Regions from separate parts of the Homo sapiens genome. Here regions 1, 2, 3, 4, 6 and 7 are each linked to region 5. Evidence: chromatin loops called from intact Hi-C (ENCODE). Cell type or tissue: endothelial cell of umbilical vein. All regions are shown on one strand.

Region 1 (4,000 bases), 290 kb after region 5:
GACACCACTCATAAGTGGGCACAACAGTGTAGAAAACCAATTAGGAAAGGGTAGGTGTATGTAAAACAGGTGAAAGGTGAGGATCAATCAGAGGAAAGTGAACCAAACAGGAAGACAAGTTATCAATCCCATCTGAAATTCAGCTTGTAGCTTGGCTTTCAGGCTTTAAACTGTCTTCTGCTTGGAGGTGGGGTTTCACTGGGTACCCACTCCTATCTGCCTAGGCATTTGGCTGCCTCCTGCCACTCTCACTTATTTCCCCTCTCTCCCTCCCTCCACCCTCCCTCCCTCCCTTCTTTCCTTCTTTCCTTCCTTCCTTCCTTCCTTTCCTTCCTTCTTTTCTCTCTTTTTTCTTTTCTTTTCTCTTCCCTTCTCTTCTTTTTCTTTTCTTTTTTTCTTTCTTTTGATAAAGCCATCCTAATGGGTATGAAGTGGTATCTTACCGTGGAGTTGCATTTCCTTAATGACTAGTGATGTTGAGCATCTTTTTATGTGTTTATTGGACATTTGTATATCTTCTTGGAGAGTGTCTTTGTTCTTTATGAAGATTATTTTGCCTACTTTGATTATTTTGTGTACCTTGAATGTCCATATAAATTTTAGTTGAGATTTTTCTATTTCTGCAAAAACGTTGTGGGATTTTGAATTTTTAGATTGCTTTAAGTAGTACTGACATTTTAACAATATTAAATCTTCCAGCCCATGAACACAGGACGTCTTTCCAGTAAATTTGTATTGTTTTAAGACAGTAAATATGTAGTAAGTTGTTTCAGCAGCAATAAAAAAACTAACACACTGATCAAATAAGTAAATCCATGTTCCATGTGTTCAGTAGTTTAACTGATTTTTTTAATCATGTAAAGATGAAAAGTGTAAATTATTCACCATTAATGTCTGTGACTTCCCACTCATCTCCCCTTACCATAAGCCCATCCTCCAGTCTTGCTGCTGGGAACTCTTCTGCTGTCATTTATGGAGAGAGCCCACGGATCTCCAGCTATCCTGGCTGGGCCTCAGAGCTGTGAGTGGGGCTACTCAAGGTCATACAGTCCCAACTGAGCCGGCCTAGAGGGGAAGGGCCCAGCCAGCCCACAGAATCAACTGTGAGAACGGTCATACATGCTTGTTGTTTTAAGCCACTGAGTTTTGATGTGGTTTGTTATGCTGTAACTGTTAATTGATACATTCTCTCTTCAAATAGGCTTTTTCCAACTGCCCTAAACAAAAAGTCCTCTGGCCTTTAGAATTAGTACGTCCAGGCATTCTGCTTTGTTTCCTTCAAAGCCCTTATACATATCTGAAAGTTTACTTTTACTTTATTTCTTTGGTTGTTTATTTTATGCATTCATCAAGGAGGATAGAAACTTCACCTTCACAGGGACCTGGTCTGACTTGTGTCTTGTGAGGCCACCAGCAACTGTAACAGATCCCAACACTTTGCTCAGTAAATATTTGTTTAAAAACAGCCTGAATTAATAATATGGCTCTGCCGCTTTTCAAATAGTGTTTATTTAATGAGATAAAACTAGGTTTATAATAAATTACATTTTAAAACCAATTTTCCTCATAATCAATGAAACTCACTCCTAGATCTTTTTTCAATATGTCCAAGCTATTGTTGATGTTCAAGATGCTTGTGATTTGTGCTTTTATTGTGGCTTTATAAATATATTTGCTGGAGTTTAAGAAAAACTGTATCAGAGGTTGCTTCTAAATTATAGGGTTTGTTGTTGTTGTTGTTGCTTTTTTTGTCTGTTTTGTTTTTGTTTTTCATTTTTTTGAGACAGAGTCTTGCTCTGTCACCCAGGCTGGAGCTCAGTGGTGCAACCTCAGCTCAATGCAACCTATGCCTCCTGGATTCAAGAGATTTTTGTGACTCAGCCTCCTGAGTAGCTGGGATTACAGGCATGTGTCAGCACACCCAGCTAATTTTTGTATTTTTTGTAGAGATGGGGTTTCTCCATGTTGGCCAGGCTGGTCTTGAACTCCTGGCCTCAAGTGCTCCTCCTGCTTCGGCCTCCCAAAGTGCTGGGATTACAGGCATGAGCCACCGTACCTGGCTCCAATTATAGTTTTAAACGAGAAATTGTCTTATGGCTTCTTAATACTTGAGGTAGTTTATCTTGTCACTTATTTAGCTTTATAGATTCATCCTTGGAAAGTTTAATTTTCCTAAAATCCTTTTCTGCAACTTAAAAATATTGTCAGTAGGTGGCACTCCTGACCCACAACTTGTTATTCTGAATTGCTACAAGAAGCGATTACCTATTGATTTTTGTTCTCTGCAGTCCTCACAGAGCTTCACACCAGCTGGTCTCTCTGCAGACTCAGCCAAAAACAATCTGCTATGACAGCCTTCTTAGTTTTGTATACTGCTATCTTGTTTCTGAATCCAGCTCTCCAGACCTTGGGTTTGGAGAGTCACTGAGATTGGGACTATATGGATTTCAGTCAGAGGGAAGATCCCTCCAAGGCCCTGAGGCTGGAGGGGCCCTGAATGCTTGGGAAACAGCATGGAGTGCAGTGGGGCAGGGGAGGGGTGGGTGAAGGGGAGAGTGCTTGGTGAGGAGGTCAGATGGGGGCTGAGGTAGAGGGTGGTGGACAGATCATGCTGGATCTTGCAAACAGCAATGAGAGCTTTGGATTTCACTCTGAGTGATACAAGGAACCACTTGGAGGGTTTTGGGCAGGGTGCTGACATGATATGACCTGCATATGAATGGGACCACTCTGTAGGGGCTAGCTCAGCAGCAGGAGGCCAGTAGGGAAGCTTCTACAATAATCTAGGTGAGACATGATGGTGGCTTGGGCCGCCACTATCCCAGCTGGTGATGGCAGTGATGATGGGGGCAGATTTCTCCTTTTGGTGCTGTTCTTGTGATAGAGTTCTCATGAGATCTGGTTGTTTAAAAGTGTGTGGCATCTTCCCCTTCTTTCTCTTCCTCCTGCTCTGGATATGTAAGATGTGCCTGCTGCCCCTTTGCCTTCTGCCATGACTGTAAGTTTCCTGAGGCCTCCCCAGCCATGCTTCCTGTACAGTCTGAGGAACCATAAGGCAATTTAACCTCTTTTCTTTATAAATTATTCAGTCTCAGGAATTTCTTTATAGCAGTGTGAGAGTGGATGAATACAGCATGCCACCATGTCTGGCTAATTTTTAAAATTTGTTATAGATGGGTTCTCACTGTGTTGGCCAGGCTGGTCTTGGACTCCTGGCTCCAAGCAGTCCTCCTGCCTTGGCCTCCCAAAGCACTGGGATCACAGGCATGAGCAACTGCACTTAGTAACACTAGTTTTCTTGATCTTGTTGGATTGGCTTGGTTGGCAAAAATTATTTCCTTTCCCATTATATGATTAACTGTTATGTTTAATTTCCAAAGTTAATATAGTATTACATATTTGTTTTATCATTATGGTAATTTTAAGAGATACCTTTAAAGATTTCCTGGAATTCCATGCATATATATCCATTTCCTGAAACTCTGTATCTCAGTTCCCTTATGTGTAAGATGGAGACAATGATGATACCTATTACTAGGACTATTGTGAGGATTAAATGAAATAAGACATGTAGAGTGATTGAACAGTGTTTTGCTCACAGAGTTCAATAAACGTCAACTCTTGTTTGTATTTTTATTACTGTGAGAGATGTAATGTATCTGAAATTAGCTTAGATCATGCAATTATCTTACAGCAACAATCCTAATGACTACTCTATATACTGCTGTGGCCTTAATGTAGAATGAAAGGTAGAAACAAAATTTTAATAATATGGCAGGTATAAGGTAAATGGGGCATCAGATATTAGGGTGAATAGAGATAAAAGCTGTTTGTCTCAAGCACAAATGATAAAGAAGCATATTGCTTATAAAGGACTTAAAACTGTAATGCAATCAATGAAAAGTTAGTCTACTTTTTATTATTATGACAGATTTGCAAGTCAGTGATAGAATACTTCTCTTATTGAGAGAAGACGGTTCCTATCTCCTTCTCTTTTGTT
Region 2 (4,000 bases), 740 kb after region 5:
TGAAATTCTAATCTAAAATCGTAACAGAATTGTTCCATGAAATTTACAAACTGATCCTAAAATTAATCTAAAAGTTTCAATGAGTGATCACTGTGTACTTCAAGGACAACGATCTCAACTCAAAGAATTTAAGATTCTAGCTGTAACATGAAAAAATACGGTTAAATGCGTGGCTGATCTGGTAAAAATAAAAGGAAATGTTCATAGATTTAACAAAAATAAATAGAAAGCAAAAATCCAGGAGGGAAGTAAAGCCTGAAATTTGGTCCTGTCCTAAGGGTATATGTAAATCAAGGATAATCTGAGCCTTCATTGATATAGCACATGAGGACAAAGGACAGCCACAAAGTCCACATTCAAGTTGGACTAATGAACAAACATTCGTCAAATTGGAGACTAATTCATAGAAACTCCTCCAGCACACATGCACCTCGGATACAATAAAACTACACCCTGGTTGTGATGGAGAGCTACAAGCAAACAAACAAGCCAACAAAAAGGGAACAACAAATGTATTAAAGGTTTCAACCTCGGAAATGAGGGGAGAGAGGGAAAATCATTGCCATTAAGAATTCATAACCATAAGCCAGCCTTCAAACATGTTTGCAACATTTAGTCCCCAAAACTTCAACCTGAAAATTTATTTTAAAGTGATACCTTCAGTTTGCATGTAAGATGCAAAGGAAAACCTTTCCTGTAGAGGAAAGCAACTTCCACACAGATCCCAAGGAATACTTATAGATAAAATCCTCCCAGCAGAAGGTTATAGGGGAATTAAACACACACGTACTTAGGATGCACACACATGCACAGTGAGGAAACAGGTTGCCACAAGTAAACACCTGTAGAAACAAAACACAATAATCTGCCACTACCTAAAATAGGCCATAGATTTTTTTTTCTGCTTGTTTGGGAAGATAGAAATATGATAGAAAGGGGAAGAGAAAACAGGGATGCCCACGATGGATCCAGAAATAAGTATTAATCATGTATGTGTTGGGAATTGGAGTGCTCTTAGTAATCCAATTAAGACATTAAAATAATTCATATATGTCAATGATATGAGCCTCAGAAAGAACAGCAAGAGTTACTATGGCCTGAAAGGCTCAGAAGCAAGCAGGACTTAAATTGGGCTTAGAGGAAGTAAGATTTGCACAGTTTCTGAGAAATGAAGGGATATTTCAGGAAGTAGGAGAAATACACAAAGGTGGACATTCTCAAGGAGTCTCCGCAAATAGGGACAGGCCTTTGGACAATCACGCAATACTTCCACAAAAAAGAATGGCAGAAAATACTTCTAAAGGAAGATGATTGACAACCTCCAGAAAATAGACTAGAAAGGGGCAGGATCACATGTAAACACAGTGCCATAAGGCCAGTTGGTCAATTGATTAATTATGTACTACTTATAAAATAAGTAAATACTGAGAAATAATTAGCTAATTGTAAAAACAAACATCTATTATCCAATTGGGCAAGTGGGAACTATGTTTGATTGGAAGTCAGGAGACCTTAAATTCTCTTCCTAAATTTACCACTGACCAGTTTTGAAATTAAAGCTACCTGGGAATCAGTTTTTATATTGAAAATTGGGGAGGAGGAAGGTCTACGGAGAAGGGCAGATTAATTAATGATCTCACTTATGAACGCAGCTCTACAACTTTACAAAACCAAAAGAATGAAGAACGGTGCTCATTCCTCCGGTGCTCAAAAGAGGGCGCCCACAAGAGCAGCAGAGATTTACTGGAACCGATTTACTGAAAATCCCCGTTTTCATTTCCCGGTCTGAGTTTCATTACCCAAGAAATCCACAGGGTGGCGATAACACTGAACGGAATGTGAATTCAGAGTGGAAATTCTCAGAAACCGTATTCTTCAACGGCCAGTGTTTACAGATTTCCCTTTCCCTGATTTTATGATGTCACCAATGACACAGAAGCTGGCGAAACGCGTGAAGGCCGTACACAAGGCAATGACGGTGATGGCAATGATTCCCACGGGAGAACCAACTGTGATCCAGACCTTTGGCAATCCTCACAGTAATGCAAAGGAGACTTTACCATTCTCTTCCTCATTTTACAGAAAAAGAACTAGAAAGGGAGAAATCAAGTAAATTATCCAAGGTAACTGAGGTAGTGAGTGACCTCGGCGGAATTCAAACCTTAGTCTAGGGTCAGTGTCATGGTTCTTTCATCACAGCCCGCTGACAGCTCTGAAGAAAGCCTGTTTGACTAACACAAAGTGGCCTTTCTTCCTAACCATCTTCCTCACTGATATAGAAAGGAGAAATTTTGCCATTTTTTTCATAACTGAAAAGAAGCCTTAAAAGATTCTATTCATCTTTAGCACAGGATAATATTAGTAACTCTTTAAGCCACTATTAAATAATGATTGTATAGCTACAGCAGTTTCAATTTTAGTGTTTATATCAGGGTCACTGACTTTTCTTCCCTAATGCTTAAATGGGGCAGGAACATTTCTTCATTGAATGTCACGTTAAGGTGTGTTGAATTAGAAATAACAGAATTCTCTTCAAATTGAGTTAAAGGGAGGAAAAAGATGGCTTTTCAGTGTAATTACGGGTCATTTCAAAGAAAACAAGAAGTTTCTTTAAGTGATACAGGAGATTAGAATCAACAACTGGAAAACTATAAGAATTACACAGTTGTTCAAACTTTTTTCTTTCCACATTCTCTAGTCCATGGTTTTCTTGATATCTTTGGACTATTGCCTCTTTCTATTGGCTGACTTTCTCCTCTCTAGACCCGACAGCTCCTGAATTCCCACATCCTCAGCTTAAGTGACTATCAGAGACTGACTTATATCTGTGAATTTTGGCTCCTAACCTCTGAGAAAGAGAATTCAATATGGCCTGGCAACAGCTGTCAAGCAGCTAAACATAAACAAGGGTGATGATTATCAAAGCAGTATGTACTGAAAAACACAGACACCCCAGGAGACATATGTTATGACTGGCTAAATGTCTTTTTGAGAAGTTAAAAAGAAATAATTCATTTCCTGGATGATCAGGATGAAATTCTAAACCATTTGGCATGTCCACATTTCCCCCTGTATCTATGGTAATAACACTCATAAAACCATAATTTGGGATACAGATTTTAACAGTTTTTCCAAATATTTAAAGATAGGCCAAAATTATAATATTCTGAATTCATATTTCCATCTATACCTCAGTCTGACTATTTTTAGAATAAATTTTTTTTTAAATGTACCTTGCTGGGTGGAGCCTATAATCCCAACACTTTGGGAGGCTGAGGCAGGTGGATCACTGTGAATCCAGGAGACCAGTTGGAGACCAGCCTGGGCAACATAGCGAGACCCTGTCTCTACAAAAAAATTAAAAACTAGCCAGGTGCAATGGCACAAGCTTGTAGACATAACTACATGGGAGGCTGAGGTGAAATGATTTGTTTGAGCCCAAGAGTTCACGGCTGCAGTGAGCTATGATCATTACGCTGCGTTCCAGCCTAGGAGACACAGTGCGACCCAAGATGGAGTCACTGATATATGTTACCATTTGCGACGAGTACTTTTTTCCTGGAAAACAGTCCTCACATAATAAAGCAGGGCCAGGCAAGGTGGCTCATGCCTGTAATTCCAGCATTTTTGGAGGCTGAGGTGGAAAGACTGCTTGAGCCCAGGAGGCTGAGGCTGCAGTGAGCCATGATTGTGCCACTGCACTACAGCCTGGGTGACAGAGCAAGACTTTATCCAAAGATAGCTGAATAGGAACAGCTCCAGTCCGCAGCTCCTAGCATGATCGACACAGAAGACAGGTGATTTCTGCATTTCCAACTGAGGTACCTGGTTCATCTCACTGGGACTGGTTGGACAGTGGGTGCAGCCCATGGAGGGTGAGCCGAAGCAGGGCGGGGCATTGCCTCACGTGGGAAGTGCAAGGAGTCAGGGAATTCCCTTTCCTAGCCAAGGGAAGCCGTGACAGACTGTACCTGGAAAATCGGGACATTGCCACCCGAAT
Region 3 (4,000 bases), 1.3 Mb after region 5:
AATAGAAAAAAGAAAAACAGACATGTTCTCTGGCCTCATGGAAACCATATTCTAATGAAAGAAATTATAAAATTTAAGTTAAAAAGCAAATTCAAAATAATACAAGTTCCAATATGTGTTGTAAATGAAACAAAAAAGTGTTTGAGATTGACAGCAACAGCAGAGGGGCCCTAGAAACTTTAACTGGATGATCAGAGATTGTAATATTCATGCAGGATTTTTCTTGGCCCTTTTGCCGGACTCCTAGCACGAGTGCCCCATCTCCTCGGCCCACCATGCTCCGCCCCTTGAGAGAGGTAACACATAAGCAAGTGAGTATGGGATCTGGCCAGCCACTCCAAGCACCAATACAGGAGCAAGCTCCATGCAAAGCCCATGTCCAGACCAGTCATGTTGCCTTGAGGGGAACATGGCAGCCTGGTGCCCATGATCCCAAAGCCCCAGAGGGGGTGTGAGTGTGCTACTTAGCTCTTTTAGTTCCACCATCCACAGTCGATAAACGGCTGTGTGTTAGCAGCTCAGTTGGCCACTGACCCTGTAGCTGCCAGTGGGGTGGTTGCCCTCCACTTGCAAGGGCAAAGGGCCAGTGTGACAGCCTCCACCTGCACTTAGTGGGTCCCAAGCTTTTGTCCAGCGTCCAAGAAGAATGAGGTCACACTTGACAACTGAAGAATGGTAAGAGTGGAGAATTTTATTGAGCGATGAAAACAGTTCTCTAGTGGAGAGGGGAGCTGGAGAGGGTATCAGAAAAGCAGATCATGTTTCCCTGAAGTCAAGCTGTCTCCTCCCCAAAGTCAGGCTGTCTCCCCTCCACTGACAGGGGCCTTTATAGGAACAGGATGGGGGCAGGGTGGGCCATAGGTAGTATTGGAAAAAGCAACATTCAATTGGTTAAAAGGCATTATTCAGAAAGAACCAATAAGAAGAGAGCCAACAAACAGGAATGGAAGTCCTCACTCTGGTCTGTGGGTTTCAGGCTGTTTTTGACCTGAAGGTAAGGTTTCCCCAGGGACCCATCCCTGTCTGTCTAGGATTTCTCTGCCTCCTGCCTCTATTAATATTTAAGTTACGACAAAGTATGAGAAGGAGCTGGCTATACAGAGCTAAGAGAGGAGCAGTTCAGTGGAAGATACCAGGTATGTGCACAGCCCTGACTGAGACAGAAAGAATTTAATGCCATTCAAGAAACTAATAAAAGGCCAGTGTGGTTTGTGATTAGTTAGTGACAGGGCAATTGACATGTGACACTGGAGGATGAGGAGATAAACAGAGGACTGCTTGCATGCACAACCTGTAGTAAATTGGAACATTATAAACAGTATTACTTAGTTGTATATTCTATGGCAACAAAGTTCTATTATCATTCTACTTGCCTGTTTTCCCCCTAAGACAATACCAATCTAACTTCTAATCTTTTTTTATCCTCAGAAGAAACTTAATCTCCCAAATAAACAAGGAATGTTTGAGAAAAGATGCTCCAGAAATGCTGACTTCCTTTTCCTTTTCCTGCCTCACCCTCCTCTATCCACTTTTTCTTTAGACAGTGCCTTGCTCTGTCACCCAAGCTGGAGTGCAGTGGTGCAATCTCAGCTCACTACAACCTCCACCCGCCGGGTTCAAGCGATTCCCCTGCATCAACCTCCAGAGAAGCTGAGACTGCAAGCATGCTCCACCACAGCCAGCTGATTTTTGTATTTTTAGTACAGACAGGGTTTCACCATGTTGCCCTGTCTGGTTTCAAACTCCTGGCCTCAAGTAATCTGCCCACTTTGGATCCCAAAGTTCTGGGATTGCAGGTGTGAGCCACCACACCCAGCCCACTGTTACCTTTTGGAACAGAAGAAATATATCTATTTGTCTAAAACAGAAATGTTATTATTTCATCTAGATGCTGAAAGAGACACCAGAGTCAACAAAAATGTGCAATGCATCTTCCTCCTTTGGGGGAAGATTTAAAAAGAAAAATTGACAATGAACAAGCTTACTTCTTATTTTTTCTCTATTGTTAAAATTCTGTGGTTTTGTTTACAAAAAGGTGACACTATTATTAATAACAGATTGATTAAAAAGGAAAATAATTGCAGCCAGTGAGGATTAAGGCTGCAGTGTTATTAAGTGGATCTGGCCTGCCACCTGGTGGCCAGAAGTACAATGACCACACTCGTTTTGGAAATGAAGCCTCCCTGAACTGTAAAGGAGTAGGAGGGAAGAATTAGAGGTGGGAGCTGCCTTGCAAACTAGCTTAGCAATGTCTTTCAGTCAGATCAAAATAGAAGACAGATGACAGAAGACAGGTGGCTTATTTTCTTAAAGATGTACAAAGAAGCCTTATGCTATAACCTCCACTCGTAAGTAGCATGATATAGTTTGGCTTTGTGTCCCCACCTAAATCTCATCTTGAATTATAATCCCATAATCCCCACATGTAATGCGAGGGACCCATGGGGGCGGTTTCCCCCATGCTGTTCTCCTGACAGTAAGTGAGTTCTCATGAGATCTGATAGGTTTATAGCAATCCGGCATTTCCTCTCCTGGCACTCATTTTCTCTCCTGCCGGCCTGTGAAGAATGCACCTTCTGCCATGACTATAAGCTTCCTTAGGCCTCCCCAGCCATGTGGAACTATGATTCAATTAAACCTCTTTTCTTTTTAAATTAACCAGTCTCGAATATTTCTTCATAGCAGTGTGAAAATAGACTAATACAGTAAATTGGTATTGAGGAAGTGAGGCACTGCTATAAGGATACCTGGAAATGTAGAAGGGAAGCGATTTTGCAACTGGGTAGCAGGCAGAGGTTGGAACAGTTTGGAGGGTTCAGAAGAAGACAAGAAGATATGGCAAAGTTTGGAACTTCTGAGAGACTTGTTGAATGGTTTTGACCAAAATGCTGATGGTGATATGGACAATGAAGTCCAGGCTGAGGTGGCCTCAGATGGAGACGAGGAACTTGTTGGGAACTGGAGCAAAGGTGACTCTTGCTATGCTTTAGTAAAGAGATTGGTGGTGTTTTGTCCCTTCTGTAGAGATCTGTGGAACTTTGAACTTGAGAGACATGATTTAGGGTATCTAGCAGAAGAAATTTCTAAGCAGCAAACTGTTCAAAAGGAAGTAGACTATAAAAGTTTGGAAAATTTGCAGCCTGAACATGCAATAAAAAAGAAAAACTCATTTTCTGGAGAGAAATTCAAGCCAGCTGCAGAAATTTGCATAAGTAACAAGGAGACAAATGTTAATCACCAAGACAATGGGGAAAATGTCTTCAGGGCATGTCAGATACCTTCACAGCAGCCACTCCCATCACAGGCCTGGAGGCCTAGGAGGGAAAAATGGTTTCATGAGCTGGGTCTAGGGCCCCCCCTGCTCTGTGCACCCTTGGGAATTGTGCCCTGAATCCCAGTTGCTTAAACTCCAGCTGTGGCTAAAAGGGGCCAAGGTAAAGTTCAGGCCATTGCTTCTGAGGCTGCAAGCCCCAAGCCTTGTTGGCTTCTATGTGGTCTTGAGCCTGTGGGTGCACAGAAGTCAAGAATTGAGGTTTGGGAACCTCCACCTAAATTTCAGAGGATGTATGGAAATGCCTGAATGTCCAGGCAGAAGTTTGCTGCAGGGGTGGAGCCCTCATGAATAACCTCTGCTAGGGCAGTGTGGAAGGGAAATGTGGGTTGAAGCCCCCACACAGAGTCTCCACTGGAGCACTGCCTAGTCGAGCTCTGAGAAGAGGGCCACCATTCTCCAAACCCCAGAATGGTGATCCATTGACAGTTTGCAACATGTGCTTGGGAAAGCTGCAGCCACTAAGCACAGCCAGGAGTGGGGCTGTACCCTGCAAAGCCACAGGGGCAGAGATTCCCAAGGCCATGGGAGCCCACCTCATGCATCAGGCTGAACTGGATGTGAGACATGGAGTCAAAGGAAAACATTTTGTAACTTTAAGATTTAATGACTGCCCTACTGGATTTTGGACTTGCATGGGGCCTGTAGCACATTCATTTTGGCCAATTT
Region 4 (4,000 bases), 260 kb after region 5:
ACCAAGAATCCTAGAGGCTGGGAAGGGAAGGGGGAAGGGAGGAATAGGGAGAGATTTGTTAAAGGGTACTAGCCAGATAGGAGGATTAAGTCTTAGTGTTCTGTGTAGGATGACTACAGTTAGCAATAATACATAAGAAAATTAAGACAAGGTAATCAAATGGTGAAAAGATATCTGAAGCTTGGAATACCTGTGTTGCTTCATGAGGAGAGAGCTAATCTGAGGAAGATTCACAGTTTTAGGGATTGTAGGAGGAAAGACTGAGAAGCGAAATTGTTATTGGAGTTCTCAGGAAAAGCCCAGCACAAAGACAGCCAGGCAATAACATTGAGGCAGAAGAGTTTTTCTCAGGGGAGAATGTTCCCTTACCATGCTAATCTATCTTGCTGTGTCCCCAATCAGATACAGAGAATTTGAGCCAGATCCCAGTGTATAGCCTCATATAAACCTGCAGTGTTTCTTAAGCTCGCCTGAAGGCATTTGGAATAGGATTTTCTCCCAAATTCAATGACAAGATTCCTAATTGATATTGTACAGAGATGATAATTACATCTCTTATTACCTTTTCTTAGAGATAACTGTGTTAAAATTGGAGCCTTTCTCCTATAAACAGGTGTGTGGCCCTGTTATTTGGAAACATGGTTCTTCTCAATAGTGGTAAGAATTAAGACTTAAGGTGCTCAAATGATGAGAGGATATTTGAACTGCTGGGTTCTTTCTTGCTCTTGCTGGGTTATTTCTTGCTTTTCCTGAGGGCTGAGAACATCTTAACAGAGCCATGCTAGATTTCTGTTGTGACTTTGTTGAAAAATAGGCTGACTCTGATCACACTCTTTTGGTTCTTTTGATCAAGTCAATCTTTGGTTGTACGAGGTAGAATTGGTGACCCCCACGCCTTGTCTATCAATCAAATATTTGTAACCTGGTTGTCATAAGCTTTCTTTTTCTTTTTTCTTTCTTGATATATGTCACCTGCTGTTCCCTGAGAGGCCTTTGGAAATTTTAGTCTTATTCTCTGCGGCGCTTTCAGGTTTCTTCTCCACTCATTTTAATGTCTTTTCTCCACTTTCAACAATCTATCATATTTCCATTTTGGGCTCTGTTCACACCAGAGTCCTTGCAGCATAATGTGGTATATTTACTGCTTCTCCCCTGAATATCTACTGTGTCCCCACTCTGTTAAAGATCACATAAATAGATTATTGGGAGGGAACATGTAGTTATTTAAATCAGAAAGTCTTTCTAAAGGACAGTGATGTACATGGGAAGTATAAAGATGATAACTTTAATGTAGTGGGAAGTCTTAGGTCTTTGAAAAGGAGGTGTCCTAAAAGAACACTGCATTTTTTCTCCTCAACGTCATGGACTTTACCCACATTTCCCTTCATCATGTGTTCTTCACTCTTTCCCCTTGGGGAAACCCATCTCTCCTCATAGATATTAGTTCTACACTCAGGCTCTTGTTATGATTTGTGCACTGGAGCTCCTCCAGCTTAAGCTGCTAGCACAGAAAGATCTTCCAGGTAGCAGCTGCATTCCAAAGATGGAGATATAAGGCCCAGTTCCATGAATGTGAGTACCACATGGCATTCAGTATCCCTTTCAAGGTTCACTGTAGCTAAATCCCCACTTAAAAAAATATAGTATGCAAATAATGCTGCCAAGGCAAGTATTAATTTTTATCAGACACATAGCATAATTTCTGATGCGGAGAGCCAGTGCTCCTGTAATGATTTTAAAGATATGACTACAAATTATTTGGTATTCCTCCCCTCAAGCAGAGGAGCTTCATTACTGGGGCTTTGAATGATGGGCTGCACTTGCTTCAACTGCATAGAATATGGCCGAAGTGATGAGATGTCATCTCTGATATTAGGTCACAAAAAGACTGGGATTTCCATTGTGGGTGGACTCTTTTGCCCTCTCTTGAATCACAGCTTGCTGTGGGGGATCCAGTTGCCATGTCATAGGGAAACTTAGGGAGAGTGAACCCATTTACCACGTTGTGAGAACACTTAGCCTATGTCTATACAGCGAGGAACTGAGGACCGACACCAGCAACTATGAATGAGCATGGGAATATATCTCCCCCTGCTGAGCCTTGAGGTCACTGCAGCTCTAGCTGACAGCTCCACCACAACTTCATGAGAGACCATAAGTCAGGGCCTCCCAGCTAAGCTGCTCCTGAATGCTTAACCCACACAAATGGTGAAGTAACAGGTGTTTATTATTTTAAGGTGCTAAATTTGGGGTAGTTTGTGGCACAGCAACAAATAACCAAATCACCTCCTGTTAATACCTTGCCCCTTCCAAAACAACAACTCTTGCAAGAAACTCAAAGAAACAACTCTTGTGGTAAGGAAAACATACCTATTTCCTCAGCCTGGCAGATATTATTGTATCTGATATGCAGGAGGTAATTTGTTGTGGGGGTTGTTATCTCTGATAACCCAGAAAGATATTTTTAAAATTTCTTTTAATAAATGAAGGGATATGGATCTTCCCAGTTCATTCCACTACTAATATTCTCCATCAAGAGGAGATCATTTGTGGTGTGTAGAGAAAAACAACCTTAAAATCCAAGGTGTATAATAAAGAAGTAGGAAAACCCATAAAACTTCAAATATATTCATGTTCTTAGATCAGTCGCATCTTGTGTTATGGGGAACTTGTAGATGTGATCAGACAGTCAGAAATATTTGAGGCAAGGAAGTTCCAGGAGAGATGAGAGCATAAGCACAAGCTTTTAGAACCCCTGCCGTAAACATAATTGAACAAAGTAACATAAAAAGAGGAAAAGAAAAGAGTGTAGGGGATGATGATCAGTGCTGAAGCCATAGGAGAGGTGTTGGATTATTGGCCAGCCTGCCCAGCCTCCCTTTCTTGGGGAAACTACTTCAGTCCTTGTGGTCTCATTAGAACTTCTGATCATAGTTGCCCAAACCTCAGGCCATGGGGTTGGCATGTGATTCAATGTGTGCCCATCACAGCAGCCAGCTTTTTACCATAGCGATGGTTGAGGAATGCCATGTGATTAAAGCAGGTCTAGTCAGTGTCACCAAGTGTTTGCTGTATGAATAAACTGCTAAGATGAGGCAATGAAATACGGGGTTGCCGGCAGTCACGTGGCAGCTGGATGGAGAGAGTTGAGAGACTGATCAAAGCTTTTTGATAACATGTTGGAGCCATTGGATCTTGTCATGTTTGAAGTCCAAGTTATTTGCATTATCAATTTTTCTTTTTCACTTAAAAACTAATTTTAGTTGGACTTTTTTGATTTGGAACCAGAATGATCCTGGTGGGAAAAAGTGCTCATTGCAAAACACAAATTTTGACATATTTCTTCTGCAAGAAACAGTGTTGAACTTCTCTCAATAAGAGAGCAGCACACATTTTATGAAACAAGTAGGGGCTATTTTGTCAAATTCCGTAAATTTGAACTTTCTAAATCTGGAGGATTCGTTGCAATAAAATGGATATTCTGACTGTTTGGTAGCCCCTTTTTCTGTCACAGGACAATAGTATTTGGAGGTAAAATAGTAACATAGAGCTGTGATATCACAGGGGAGAGTTAACTATTCTTGATGCTTCTGGGTATTTTTAGTATTGTGCTTTTTAAACTGAACCTCACGTTAGAATTACCTTGGAAGTATAAAAAAATTCTTATGCCTGGATTTATCCCCAGAGGTTCTGATATAATTGGAATGGGGTGTTGCTCAGGCATTAGGAATTTTAAATTTTAAATCTTGAAATAATTTTAAACTTGCAGAAAAGTTGCAATAATAGTCAAAGAACTCTCAATTTTTATACTTCACTCAAATTTTTAATAATTTGGCACATTTGCTTTTTAAATTTCTCTTTCTCTCTTTTCCTATCTCTCTCATACATACACTATCTTTCTAATCAATTTGAGTGTGAGCTGCATATATCATGTCTTTAGCTTTTAACATCTCAGTATTTCCTAAGAACAAGAATATTCTGTTATATAAGTCTAACATAA
Region 5 (4,000 bases):
TGCCTTATTTCTGATCCCTCTGATCTCTTACACAGAGTCTACCACCTGTACTGGACGTTTATCTTTTATTTTTTGACCATTCCAGAATCTAGCCTCTTACTTCCTATTTTGGGGATCCTCTAGTTGTTCCTCCAATACCCATTTCCCTTCTTCCTAGTAGTAGGATTTTAATTGCCCACATGGCCACACAGGATCCTGACTTTGTTAGTTTTTCTTGTAGCTAGGTGTGGCTATGTCATGAAGTTCTGGACAATGGCATGTGACTAGAAGAGAGATATGCCACATCCAGGTTGTGCTCTTAAAAGAAAGGAACATGCCATCTTATTTTTCCCCCTTGCTCCTGCTAGCTGGAATGGAAAAGTGATGGTGGGAATCGGAGGAGCCATCTTGGGCTGTGCAACGGAACCCGTGAAGTATTGCAGAGTGAAAAGGCAGAGGCAGGCTGGGCCAGCAATAGCTTCACAAAGAGCTGCCAAACCAACTTGGGCCTTCGTAGGAGGAAGAAATACACTTCGGTTTGCGTCATTGTTAATTTTGGTCTTTGTTACTGTGGCCAGACAGATACCCTAACTAATGCTCATTTTATGAAGTCATAGCAGCTCATTATTCCTTACTCTGCTACCTGGCTACCAAGGCAAGGGCAAATGGCCTAAAGCTGCCAAGCTGGGATCCCACTGGGGTGATTAGGACTAATTCAGGGCAGTGGTGGCAGCGATGACCTATTGCAGCAGAAGCCTGTCAGATTCATGAGACGGCTGCTGTGCGTACTCCAAACTAGCTATGCTCCTGCCCATTTCCTAGTCTGATCTTCCAGCATCTTGATAACTTGGCGCATTTTTGATACATCTCCAATAAATTTCTCTTTTTATTTAAGTGAGCAGAATAGGTTTATATGACTTGTAACAAAAAAGACTCCAAACTGATGTACCAAATTTCGATTTCACTTTCTTCCAATCTATTCTCTATGCTTCTGCTGAAGTGGTGTTTGTAAACTGATTTAATCCTGTATTTTCCCTGCTTAATACTCATCAGTGATTCCCCAGTCATTGCCTCCAGGATAACCTCCTTAGTCAGGCATATGAAGCCTTCCATGATCTGGCCTCCTATGTCTCTCTTGGGACCTGTTGCTACACCTCGTGGTTCAGCCACGCTAAATCACCCAGCTAGCACAATATCTTCACATTGCCTGTATTTCTGCCTGGAATTCCTAACTCCTCCTTCTCATATCTACTTGTCAATTCTTATTCAAGAGACACCTTAGGGTTCCTTACCTCTGTAAAGCTTCCCTAACTGCCCCCACACTGGTCATCCGTAGTAGATAGACAACTCTGTCCTTTGGGCTGTACACTGTATCCTGTCCTTAATCATCTTTCTACCACCTCACCAGGACCTCACCTGCCTTCATGTCCGCCTCCACAATATTGCGCTACATTTCTACTTATAGCACCTGTTTTTTTTTGAATGATTGGTGCTTAGTATAGTAGACCTGTATTAAATAAAAGAAAAACATTTGAAAAGTTTAAAAATAAACCGATAGGTGGCAGCAGAGCCCTGCTGTTAAAAGTAACTTTTGCAGTTCTAAACGTTTTTAACCCTCATGAGCCAGCAGGTGGTGCTGTCTGACACCAAAGCGCCACGTCACAACGGATGCGCAATCACTATTTTATGTGAGTGCAGATTTGTATTAAAACCGGAAAGCATGGACACCCAGACAGCTTACTGTCAATGACTGTACTATTCACTGTCTTCAACAAAAGTCAGCTATTCCAGGAAACTCTCGTCCAGAAAGATAAAAATTGCAAGTAACTGTTTTTTGTTTCAGGAAATTCCCCAGAAAACAACCCTTGAGAAAACCAGACTGTTCAACTTTCCCGCTGATAGCGCTGAACAACCTTTTACTCCTCAGGACTCTTCAAAATCCATGGCATTTACTGATCCTTAATTACCACATCACGATCTTTACCAAATTCTGATCAACCTCATGCCCCCACCTTGAAAGACCCACCTTCAATGTTATAAATATCCCAACTTTGGCACCTGGCTTTGAGACACTACTAAGAATCTAGATAGTGTGAACCCAAAATATCTGAGACAGGTCTCAGTCAACTTAGAAAGTTTTTTTTTTTGCCAAGGTTAAGGACGTGCCTCAGGAGGTCCTGACAGCATGTGTCCAAGGTGGTTGGGGTACAGCTTGCTTTTATAAATTTTAGGAGAATGAGACATCAATCAATATGCGGAAGATTTACATGGTTCGGTCTGGAAGGGTGGGACAATTCGAAGGGTGAGGAGAGAAGAGGAGCTTCCGGGTCATAGGTAGGTTTAAACATATTCTGATTGGGAATTGGTTGAAAGAGTTACGAAAGGAATGTCTGGGTTACCAGGAGGGGTTGTAGAGACCACGGTTTTATCATGAAGATGAAGCCTCCAGGTAGCAGGCTTTAAAGAAAAATAGATTGTAAGTATTTCTTATCAGACTTAAGGTCTGTGTTAATGTTAATGAGGCATGTCCAACCCTCACTTCCCGTCACGGCCTGAGCCAGTCTTTCAGGTTAAATTTTACATGCCCTGGCCAAAGAGTTAGTCCATTCAGATCGTTGCCAGGGGCCTTCAAATTCTATTTTTGGTTTACCGCAGGGGTCTCCTACCCCTGCAATAACTTTACCTAAAGGTATCCTGTTAGGAACCAGGCTGCATAGCGGGAGGTGGGAAGCAGGCAAGTGAGCATTACTGACTGAACTCCGCCTCCTGTCAGATCAGCAGCAGCTTTAGATTCTCATAGCAGTGCGAACCCTATTGTGAACTGTGCATGTGAGGGATCTAGGTTGTGTGCTCCTTATGAGAATCTAATGTCTGATGATCTGAAGTGGAACAGTTTCATCCCCAAACTATCCCCACCTGACCACCCCATCCGGAGAAAAATTGTCCCATGGAAGCTGTCCCTGGTGCCAAAAAAGGTTGGGGACCAGCAGTTCACAGTAGCCATCTCCCTATGGCGGTGAGCAATAAACTCAACTTTGCCTTATGAAAAGGTTCTTTCACTGGTGTTTGAGAGAAGCCGGCATTTGACAATATATGTCAACCTAAACAAACAAAAGTATTTTAGGGCTTTGCTACTCAGAGTGTGGGGTTGGTTTAAAATGCAGGGTCTCAGGCCCCACCTCAGTCCCGTAGAATCAGAATCCGCATTTTCACAAGATGCCCAGGTGACTGTGTGCACATTGCAGGCTGTGGTCTTGGGCATTATTCTTCTAAAGAATGAGTGCAGGCTGGGCGCGGCGGCTCTTGCCTGTAATCCCAGCACTTTGGGAGGCCGAGGTGGGTGAATCACAAGGTCAGGAGTTCGAGACCAGCCTGGTCAACATTTTTAATAGAAACCCCTTTTCTATTAAAAATACAAAAAATTAGCTTGGCGTAGTGGTGAGCGCCTGTAATCCAGCTACTCGGGAGGCTGAGTTACGAGAATCGCTTGAACCTGAGAGGTGGAGGTTGCAGTGAGCCGAGATCACGCCACTGCACTCCAGCCTGGGTGACAGAGCGAGACTCTGTCTAAAAAAAAAAAAAAAAGAATGAGTGCAGATGAAAGTTTAAACTTTAAAGAACAGTGGTTTTGTTCTTTTGTTTTTAGTCGGTTTATCACCAACAGAATAGGAGAAAGATTTGGATTAAAATTTCTGCTTTGTTTAAAAATTCTTCAGTTTTGTGACCTGCCTTAAGAGGATGAGTGGGTTTTTCAGGTATATGGGGAAACATTTATCTGCTGAATTCTTTTAGATCATTAAAAACAAAACAAACACAAACCTGCCGGTTTTTCCTAGGAGGCACCTGTGAGGACGTGGGCTTGTATTTCCTAGATACATTTTAAATCCACAAGCATAGTATATTCAGTAATATCTAGAAAGCTGGTTGATATAAAGGTTTTCTAAATATATATATTTTAAATTTGGATCTGTTATTTATACCACACTTTCTTATGTGTTATATTTGTACCTTTTTTCAGTGG
Region 6 (4,000 bases), 520 kb after region 5:
TAAACACAAGTTAAAATTTTAGGGCCGGGCAAAGTGGCTCACGCCTGTAATCCCAGCACTTTGGGTGGCTGAGCGGGTGGATCACCTGAGGTCAGGTGTTCAAGACCAGCCTGGCCAACATGGTGAAAGCCCGTATCTACTAGAAAATACAAAAAATTAGCTGATTGTGGTGGCGGGCTCCTGTAATCCCAACTACTAGGGAGGCTGAGGCAGGAGAATCGCTTCAACCTGGGAGGCGGAGGTTGTAGTGGGCTGAGATTGTGCCATTGCACTCCAGCCTGGGCAACAAGAATGAAACTCCATCTCAAAAACGAAAAAAAAAAACAAAAAAACTTTTCTTTAATTTTAAAAATAATATATAAGCAAGAACTATAAATTCAAATTCTTAATGCTAATCTTAATTTGAAACATCAAATTTTGAATATTGATACATTGCTGGACACCTTTTGTTCTTATTTCCAATTTATTTACAATGCACAAAGTGACAGAAATTACTGAATTTTCAATAAATTATGGTACTGTAGATATTAAATTATACGGATGATTATCCCTAAATTTATCCTTAAATAAAATAATTTCAGTCATATTGTTACCATTCAAAAATCATAGTATGTGCACACATATATGTTGGAAAAAATATTTTGTTGCTATAATTTTTTGGCTCTCTATTAGAGAAAAAACCAGAAAGTTAAATGTGTTAAAGTGTAAAACTTACTTAGTATAATCTTTGGGTATGTTTTTGTATGTGTAGTGCTGCATTGCTTGCTATAATAAAATACTCCAAGGGACCAGGTGCAGTGGCTCACGTCTGTAATCCCAACACTTTGGGAGGCCGATACAGGCAGATCACCTGAGGTCAGGAGTTCAAGACTAGCCTGGCCAACATGGCAAAACCCCATCTCTGCTTAAAAATACAAAAATTAGCCGGGTGTGGTGGTGGATGCCTTTAATCCCAGCTACTCAGGAGGCTGATGCAAGGAGAATTGCTTGAACCTGGGAGTCAGAGGTTGCAGTGAGCCGAGATTGTACCATGGCACTCTAGCCTGAGCAACAGAGTGAGACTCCATCTCAAAATAAAATAAAATAAAATACTCCATATTTCATCACAGTAGCTGAGAATGCAAATAACCATTTGAAAGAATTTGGCTTGCTAATGATGCTATTGATACATATGATAAATTTTACGTACTGTATAATTGCACAGAGTATTTGTACATGTTCATATGAAAATGCAAAAAAACAAAAAAACAGAAAAACCAAAGAGCAGGTGCTATTTGCTGGAAGACATGTTTGCTATGATTTTTAGAATTTAATAAAAGAAAAAAAATAGCTAGCAAACTTTTGGAAATATGTTGGTTTAAAGTTGTCATTGATGAAATACTATGTGAAGGTGATAGGAGCAGGAGGCTGGGAAATTCTAGACAGAAAAGGGCGGGTCCTCAGCTAAAGCCCCACTCTCAAGCCAAATAGACTGAGACTGTGGCCCAAAGGGAGTACTTCTATCCCTGTTTTCCCACTCAAATGTTGCCTTTTTTGGCCTGCCCCACCCCTCATCCTATGCCCATAAAACCCCAGGCTCCACCGGTAGTGAGAAGTGGCTGAAGATCGAGAGGAGAAGCAGCTCAATGTTGTAGACTATGGTGGGACGTTGGAGAGAAGTGGCTTGACTTCAGAGGGACAGGTTGAAGGCGTGACTTTCGAGAAGAGTCTGGCTGGAGACAGCCGGACTTCAGGGGAAGATTACCTTCCTGCTTCACATTCCCTTTCCAGCTCCCCTTCCTGCTGAGAGTCACTTCCATCAAAATAAAATCTCCCTCATTTACCATTCTCCAATTCGGTTGTGCAACCTCATTTTTCTTGGAAGCTGGACAAGAGCTCAGGAGCCAGGAATGCAGATACGAAAAGTTGTTACACTGAACCTCTGCCCTTGCTGGCAAGAGGCAGCCGCCTCAAGCGAAAAGGCAAAGGGCCCACTGAGCTACTAACACTTAAGACGTCTGCAGATAGCAGAGCTAAAAGAGCACTGTAACACCCTCCCCCTCGAGGTTTCAGGGGTGCGGGCACCCCCCCAGATGCTGCTGCGGGGCCTGCACAGAATTTGTTCCTGCTGGCATCCAAAAGTGCTCCTGCACCTGTTCACCTGTGTGCTCCCTCCCATGAGGGCTGGGCGCAGTGGGTCCCAGCGAGTGGATTTCACCCCTGCCAGCCCTAAAGCAGCTGGCTGGTTCTAGCGTCAGTGAGCCCCAGTTCCCTCCCATGAAGGGGTAAGGGAAATGTCCTCCATCAAAGGTATTATTTCAGTCTAAGCCCTGATGCTGAGAATAATATGAGAATCATAAAGCCAGGAGAAAGAATAATTGTGTTATCCCATTACCCTGAATTGTAGCACTTAGAAAAATGAATGGTCACATTTATTAGCTAGCAGTCTACCTTGTAGCTATCATCATCATCTCTATCTACATCTATCCCATTAAATAATTTACTTTTTGAAATATGTACATTCATAAATTGGATAATGCCTACGTAATTTAAATAAAGAATATCATTATGGGCAAGTTACATTAGTAAACGGTAAAGTTCAAGTCAAGCTAAATACATTTAGATTTAGAAATTAAGTTTAGTTTAGTTTAAAATACATTGCTTAAGAAAATAGTTATTTATGGATGACCTTAAACTAATCCAAGGAACACTATAATAAACATTTAGTTTTTAACGTAAATACAATTCTTCAATCAGAGAGATAAACCATTTCATGATCAATCTATTATTTTTGTTTATTATTTTTATTATTTATTTATTTTTCTTTTGAGACGGAGTCTCGCTCTCTAGCCCAGGCTGGAGTGCAGTGGCTCCATCTCAGCTCATTGCAACCTCCGCCTCTTGGGTTCAAACGATTCTCCTGCCTCAGCCTCCTGAGTAGCTGAGATGACAGGCACGTGCCACCACACCCTAATCTCTTATTTTTAAAAAGAGGATTTTAGGACTAAACAAATCAAATGTAAGTTTCCCCTCACCTCTTTGATCTCTCACTTGAGTAATGATGCAGTTTGAAGGCAAAGAGCCCCATTTCTACATTATAAGCAAAATAAAAGTTAATTCATGGAATACAATGGTGTATTTGTAATTGAGGTACTATATTTTATTTATTGGAATGGCATTTTGAGATCCAGTGCTGTTCATTGAATTTCCCTGTAAGGAGAGTTTGTGGTTTGGACTCATCAAGCTGCTATGCCAAAAACAAAACAAAACAAAACAAAACAAAAAGCTAATCACATGAAATCAATTTCCTGTTTCTTCCAACTTGCAGGATAAGGCCTAGACGAAGCTTTTATTGTATTGTGTGACCCAAGTGTTGGGAAAAGTAGAAAATTGTTACCAGATGTGAAGAAACATTTAGGGGCTTGAAAAGCAGCATGGAGGTGGACCTAGGCTCTTTGCAATGTTCCACGTCTTGCCTTATTTGATGGTTACATGAGTGTTTATAATACATTGCTGTGTTTACCATTTTTATTTTGACTCATTTCTAAGTGTGCATTATAATTTTATTTGAAAATTATTTATTAGGAGAAGTGCACCATAAAAATTATTGATTACTCTGCTCATTATATACCTAGGAAAAAATTCACCATTTATATATCTTTACATACAACTCTAAGAGAGTTGAAGTGGGAACTTTATTTTAGTTACAACATGTAGAAATAAGAGAAGACGCTACCTGAAGTACCCAGATCTTTCCAAAGGTTTTTTTCTACTTTTTTTTTTTTTTTTTTTTTGAGACGGAGTCTTGCTCTGTCGCCCAGGCTGGAGTGCGGTGGCGCCATCTCCGCTCACTGCAAGCTCCGCCTCCGGGGTTCACACCATTCTCCTGCCTCAGCCTCCCAAGTAGCTGGGACTACAGGTGCCCGCCACCAGGCCTGGCTAATTTTTTGTATTTTTTGTAGAGACGGGGTTTCACCGTGTTAGCCAGGATGGTCTCGATCCCCTGATCTCTTGATCTGCC
Region 7 (4,000 bases), 720 kb after region 5:
TTCAGATCCTCCATCTGAAGACAACAGGTAGGGAAATTATGGGAGCCCTGCCCTCATCCCCTTTACTGGCCAGTGGCCATCGACTTGCTGTTGAGTATTGGCTACTAGCAACTCACAGCTACCCCATTCTCCAGGTAACTACCCTTAGCAGTGGCTCTCTGACATGAAGGTATAAAAGTCTGGCCTCCCTGCCTCAAGTGAGACTAACTCTATGGAGCAATAGGTGTTCCAGACTTTTCTCTGTGGGGTTAGACTAAGCTAGTCTGCGCGTGAGACCACATTTTGCTTAGCTTTATTCCTTATCTACCCTGCTTCCTAAATCCCCTCTCGGAGAGAGCTCTCAATAAATATTCTTAAAAGCAGTCCCATTTAAGGATTGGCTTCTGAAGAATCTGACCTAACACAATACAACACTTGGAGTTATTTTCCTCTCCACCTTCACATGCAGGATCCAAGACCGCTTTTTTCTCCCTACCCAACAGTAGAGCCCAGCAGTAGAACCACTCGTCAGAATCAATGCAAGAAGAGACAAGTGGTGGCAGTGGATAAGTTGAAAAGATAGAAGGATGAGCCTGAAAAGGATTCAGAGGGGAAGCCGCCTGCCATCTGCCTTGAGTGTTCTCAGCATCAGGAACTAAAACCTTAAATCTTGGATGGAAACTCAAGAAAAAGATGTGCATGCCCCAAAACCCACCACCTTATGAAATCAATACTGGCTGCATTGTGTTTCTTAAACTCGAAGGAAAGGATTGAGAAAATAGTCTCTGGGCTACTCTACAGAAAACTGACTGGCTGACAGATCTTTTGGTGGCAAAATTCTGGAGGATGCAACCATATAAGGAAGAGGCTAAGGAAGAAGAACTAATAAAATAGAATAGCAACAACCTAACAGATAACAACAAATTTAGAAGAGGCTAATGCCATCAAACCTTACTAGAAGAGAGTTTCCGAAGGAGGAGGATGAACAGCAGTTAGTGTCAAATGCAAGCTCATTTTGATACTCATTGAGCTCATTGAAACTTTGAAAGCTAGTTTTAATAGAAAGATGGCATTGGAGACAAAACTCCTGTTGATTGGAGAGTAATTAGAAAGTGGATTCTACAAATCAAGGATTATTTTTCAAGAACTGAGTGAGCTGATACATAACTGGCTTGAGGATTAGGTAGGATTCATTTTTCTCTTTAAATAAAAGAAGATATGACTAGGAGGAAAGGGCAGATGCCAAGAGAAGAAGTACAATTAGATGTTAGAATTATCTAGTTTTCTCTAATTACATAGAATCATTCTGGATAATTATTTAGAATTATTTAAGATAATTTTTTAGAATTATCTAAAATCTAGAGGTAACTAGAGTCAGGGAAAATTAAACTTATAAAATACTAAGCATAATGCTTAAACCCTGGTTCCTCATGATGATTTCCTTGAAAGAAAGAACTTGTAATAATTTGAGCTAGTTTTCATCATATTGTGATTATGCTTCTGTATGTATTCGAGTTTTATTTTCATTAATGATGCTAGGGTGTCACCCTGTGGTAAATGTAAGTATAGCTTTGATGCAACCCACTTTATACATCATCCTATTTCTAGATATCAATTGCAACCATTTTCATGGTCCTTTTATTTTGTTCATAATGTGGCTTCCTACTTTAAGTTTATTTTTAAGTAATATATAACATTGAAAACATATAAGACCAAATATAGAATGTAAGTTACAAAAAGGAATATTAGATAAACTAACAAGAATGAAAAAAATAGGTTCTTAAAACTAAAAACATGATTTTAAAATTTAGCTGAAAACTTTGTAATGACACCTGAGGTTGACTTGTAAATATTTCAATTTTAAATTATGTTTTATATTATTTGTATGTGAAAAATGGTACTTTTTAAAATAACAAAATCCATAAGCATGGAGAGGTTCAAATGATAAATGTACAATAGTTACTATTAATCTTATTCCAAGCACTACTCTTTTAATGTTCATTGCAATAGCGTGACATATAATAGTGCAAACATAACTATGAAAAAATAATTCAATCAAGTATACTCCATTCTTGTTCATTTCATCTGGCTCCTTTTAATCTCTTTTTATTTGATTCAAATAACTTAGTCATTATTATTTGTGTCATTATTTATCATTAGCTTAGTGTAAAAGAGAGATATATAAATTATTTACATGATGAAAGATTTCAGAACTTCAGTGGAATGGGAAGCTTCGTGTCGATGCTATTTCAACAGGATTTATTTCAGTCTACATACTTCCCAAGAATGTCACCATCTCTAAATGAGAACTAATCCTTGTCATCTACTTTGGTGCCTCCATATTCTGGAAGAAGAACATTATCTCTAACGTTCACACGAACTGGTTGAATCTCTCCACCCTTTCCTTTAGAGCCTGATCCAACAGCTACTACTGTGGCTGCCAATACTTTTCCTTGAGATTTTTCCAGAAGCATAATGGCTCCTTTGGTTACAGTTTTGGCGGCACACCTTTCAACCAATACTTAGTCAAAGAGTGGAAGTAACTTTCTAAACACTTGTCCTGCCATGAGCCCTCTATCGCCGACTTTTACTCTGCTCTCATACAGTACTGCAAAGAGAGACTGACTCCCTTGGTCATTATCTTAATCCTGCGGGTCTATGGAATGTGTATCACTTGTTTGTATTACATAATCTATCAGTAAAGACGTCGAATTTAGTACTTCTTTTATGTACTACCTTACTAAGTATATTCGACCCTTACTCAGATGGTCTGTTACCTAAACGCAGTAAGTCACATCACATGTTTCTTTTGCACCCTCTACATAATAGGTATTCAGTAAATACATTCTTAATTTAAGATTAGTAAGTTGAAGAAGGCTTATCTTTACAATTCTATAGAAAAAAAACTTCTTTAATCAATTTAATTAGCATTCTAAAATTGTATTTTAATTGACCAAAGTGACAAGTGTATCAACAAGAAATTGTCCTTTGATTATTTCAATTAACTATTAGAAATGCTATTCAAAATAAGCTAAATATCTCCCTGAAATTTCAATACCACATGATTAAAATAATAAGGCAAGACTCTTGAGAAAGGATAAGAGAAATCTTAGAAATGTTAGGGTGTAGTCGTTGTTAATCTGTACTACTGATTAGAAGAACTGACATCGTATGTAACTGATAAGAGAAATCAATAGACTAAAAAGACAAATATGAAGTGGAATCATGATTTAACAAGTCATGTGCTGAGTAGATTGTCTAGTCAGTTGTTATGTTGGAATTAGGGTTGAAATTGTAATATAATTCTGTTACATCTTGTTCTCTATGGTCTAGGAAAAAGGAAAGGAAAAACATGACTGAAGCAAAAAAGACAATTTAGTTGCTAACATGTCTCAAAACTTTATAACTGTCATCATATCAGACTTACCATTTTCTTGGTTTCAAACTTCTTCCTGGGTTGTGCTCAAAGCCAGCGAGGTAGCTAAAAGAAAGAAAGAAAATATCTTTAAATCAGACTCATACTTCCCTCTCTGCTGTAGAAATTTGGGGATCCTCACTTATATAGCTTGTAGAGAACAATAACAGCATTGCTGCTACCCAGGAATGGCCCCTGGAGTTTGAGGTGGCTTTAACCGGAACATTTCCTTCCTATGATTTACCACCTATTTCATGGTGTTCTGTGTTACTAACAATTGTCAAATGATATATGGATTCTGCTGTCTTCCTTAACTGTGACAAGAATGATAAACAACAAAAGGTTAAGATAACACAAATGTAATTGCCTGATGACCCAAAAACTCTTTTGGGAAAGGATCTAGGAGAACTTTCTGATTTGTCAGTAGAAAAAAAGGAGTCACAAAGGAGCATCAGAGAAAGCATCTATAATAGAGAGACCCACGTTAATGTATAATATCTAATGTAAGATTTAATTTAGTTCATAGAAATTCAATTTAAAAATAAAGATGGATGACACGTTATGCATTCCCTTAGCAAAAACGTTGGAAGTGAGATGTTGGAAGTT

Evidence for each region. Hi-C counts contacts between places; a loop is a spot of excess contacts. Peaks named below come from ENCODE experiments on the same cell type or tissue, not always from the same donor. Only the 100,000 strongest peaks of a DNase experiment are listed, where the experiment ranks them.
Region 1: it touches region 5 in a loop (5-fold over the local background); 20 of 110 quality-filtered maps call a loop at or near these places.
Region 2: a loop joins it to region 5, with 4 times the contacts of the local background. A loop is called at or near these places in 8 of 110 quality-filtered maps.
Region 3: it touches region 5 in a loop (5-fold over the local background); 14 of 110 quality-filtered maps call a loop at or near these places.
Region 4: it touches region 5 in a loop (24-fold over the local background); 44 of 110 quality-filtered maps call a loop at or near these places.
Region 6: a loop joins it to region 5, with 5 times the contacts of the local background. A loop is called at or near these places in 12 of 110 quality-filtered maps.
Region 7: a loop joins it to region 5, with 18 times the contacts of the local background. A loop is called at or near these places in 96 of 110 quality-filtered maps.

The regions. Positions count from the first base shown.
Region 1 is chr12:11,198,032-11,202,031 of GRCh38, reverse strand. The region is part of intron 1 of LOC107987435 (a long non-coding RNA gene); the gene reads right to left. Among named protein-coding and RNA genes, the nearest start is that of TAS2R42, 13 kb to the right of the region's middle. In endothelial cell of umbilical vein, a CTCF peak has its summit at 2,205 (motif pointing right); a DNase peak (open chromatin) is centred at 2,231.
Region 2 is chr12:10,748,100-10,752,099 of GRCh38, reverse strand. It overlaps LINC02366 (long intergenic non-protein coding RNA 2366), which reads right to left and starts at 1,866. Exons shown (of 7, transcript NR_120463.1): 1 at 1,800-1,866. RefSeq lists a silencer at 1,806-1,855. In endothelial cell of umbilical vein, a CTCF peak has its summit at 1,773; a DNase peak (open chromatin) is centred at 1,839; H3K27ac peaks cover 450 bases.
Region 3 is chr12:10,234,085-10,238,084 of GRCh38, reverse strand. No RefSeq gene overlaps it. Among named protein-coding and RNA genes, the nearest start is that of GABARAPL1-AS1, 21 kb to the right of the region's middle. In endothelial cell of umbilical vein, a CTCF peak has its summit at 2,146 (motif pointing left); a DNase peak (open chromatin) is centred at 2,124.
Region 4 is chr12:11,226,566-11,230,565 of GRCh38, reverse strand. The region is part of intron 1 of LOC107987435 (a long non-coding RNA gene); the gene reads right to left. Among named protein-coding and RNA genes, the nearest start is that of PRB3, 41 kb to the left of the region's middle. In endothelial cell of umbilical vein, a CTCF peak has its summit at 2,122; a DNase peak (open chromatin) is centred at 2,095; H3K27me3 peaks cover 519 bases.
Region 5 is chr12:11,484,362-11,488,361 of GRCh38, reverse strand. It overlaps LOC440084 (a long non-coding RNA gene), which reads left to right and starts at 1,684. Exons shown (of 5, transcript NR_148969.1): 1 at 1,684-1,798; 2 at 2,211-2,313. In endothelial cell of umbilical vein, a CTCF peak has its summit at 1,603 (motif pointing right); a DNase peak (open chromatin) is centred at 1,591.
Region 6 is chr12:10,966,888-10,970,887 of GRCh38, reverse strand. The region is part of intron 4 of PRH1-TAS2R14 (PRH1-TAS2R14 readthrough); the gene reads left to right. All of the region lies in intron 4 of PRH1-PRR4 (PRH1-PRR4 readthrough), which reads left to right. It also overlaps a transcript of PRH1 not described here. Among named protein-coding and RNA genes, the nearest start is that of TAS2R50, 18 kb to the left of the region's middle. In endothelial cell of umbilical vein, no CTCF peak of the experiment used is centred here; DNase peaks (open chromatin) are centred at 1,857 and 3,277; H3K27ac peaks cover 2,143 bases.
Region 7 is chr12:10,768,853-10,772,852 of GRCh38, reverse strand. It overlaps LINC02366 (long intergenic non-protein coding RNA 2366), which reads right to left. Exons shown (of 7, transcript NR_120463.1): 2 at 3,407-3,460. It also overlaps the pseudogene HSPE1P12. Among named protein-coding and RNA genes, the nearest start is that of LINC02366, 21 kb to the right of the region's middle. In endothelial cell of umbilical vein, a CTCF peak has its summit at 1,531; a DNase peak (open chromatin) is centred at 1,522; H3K27me3 peaks cover 1,912 bases.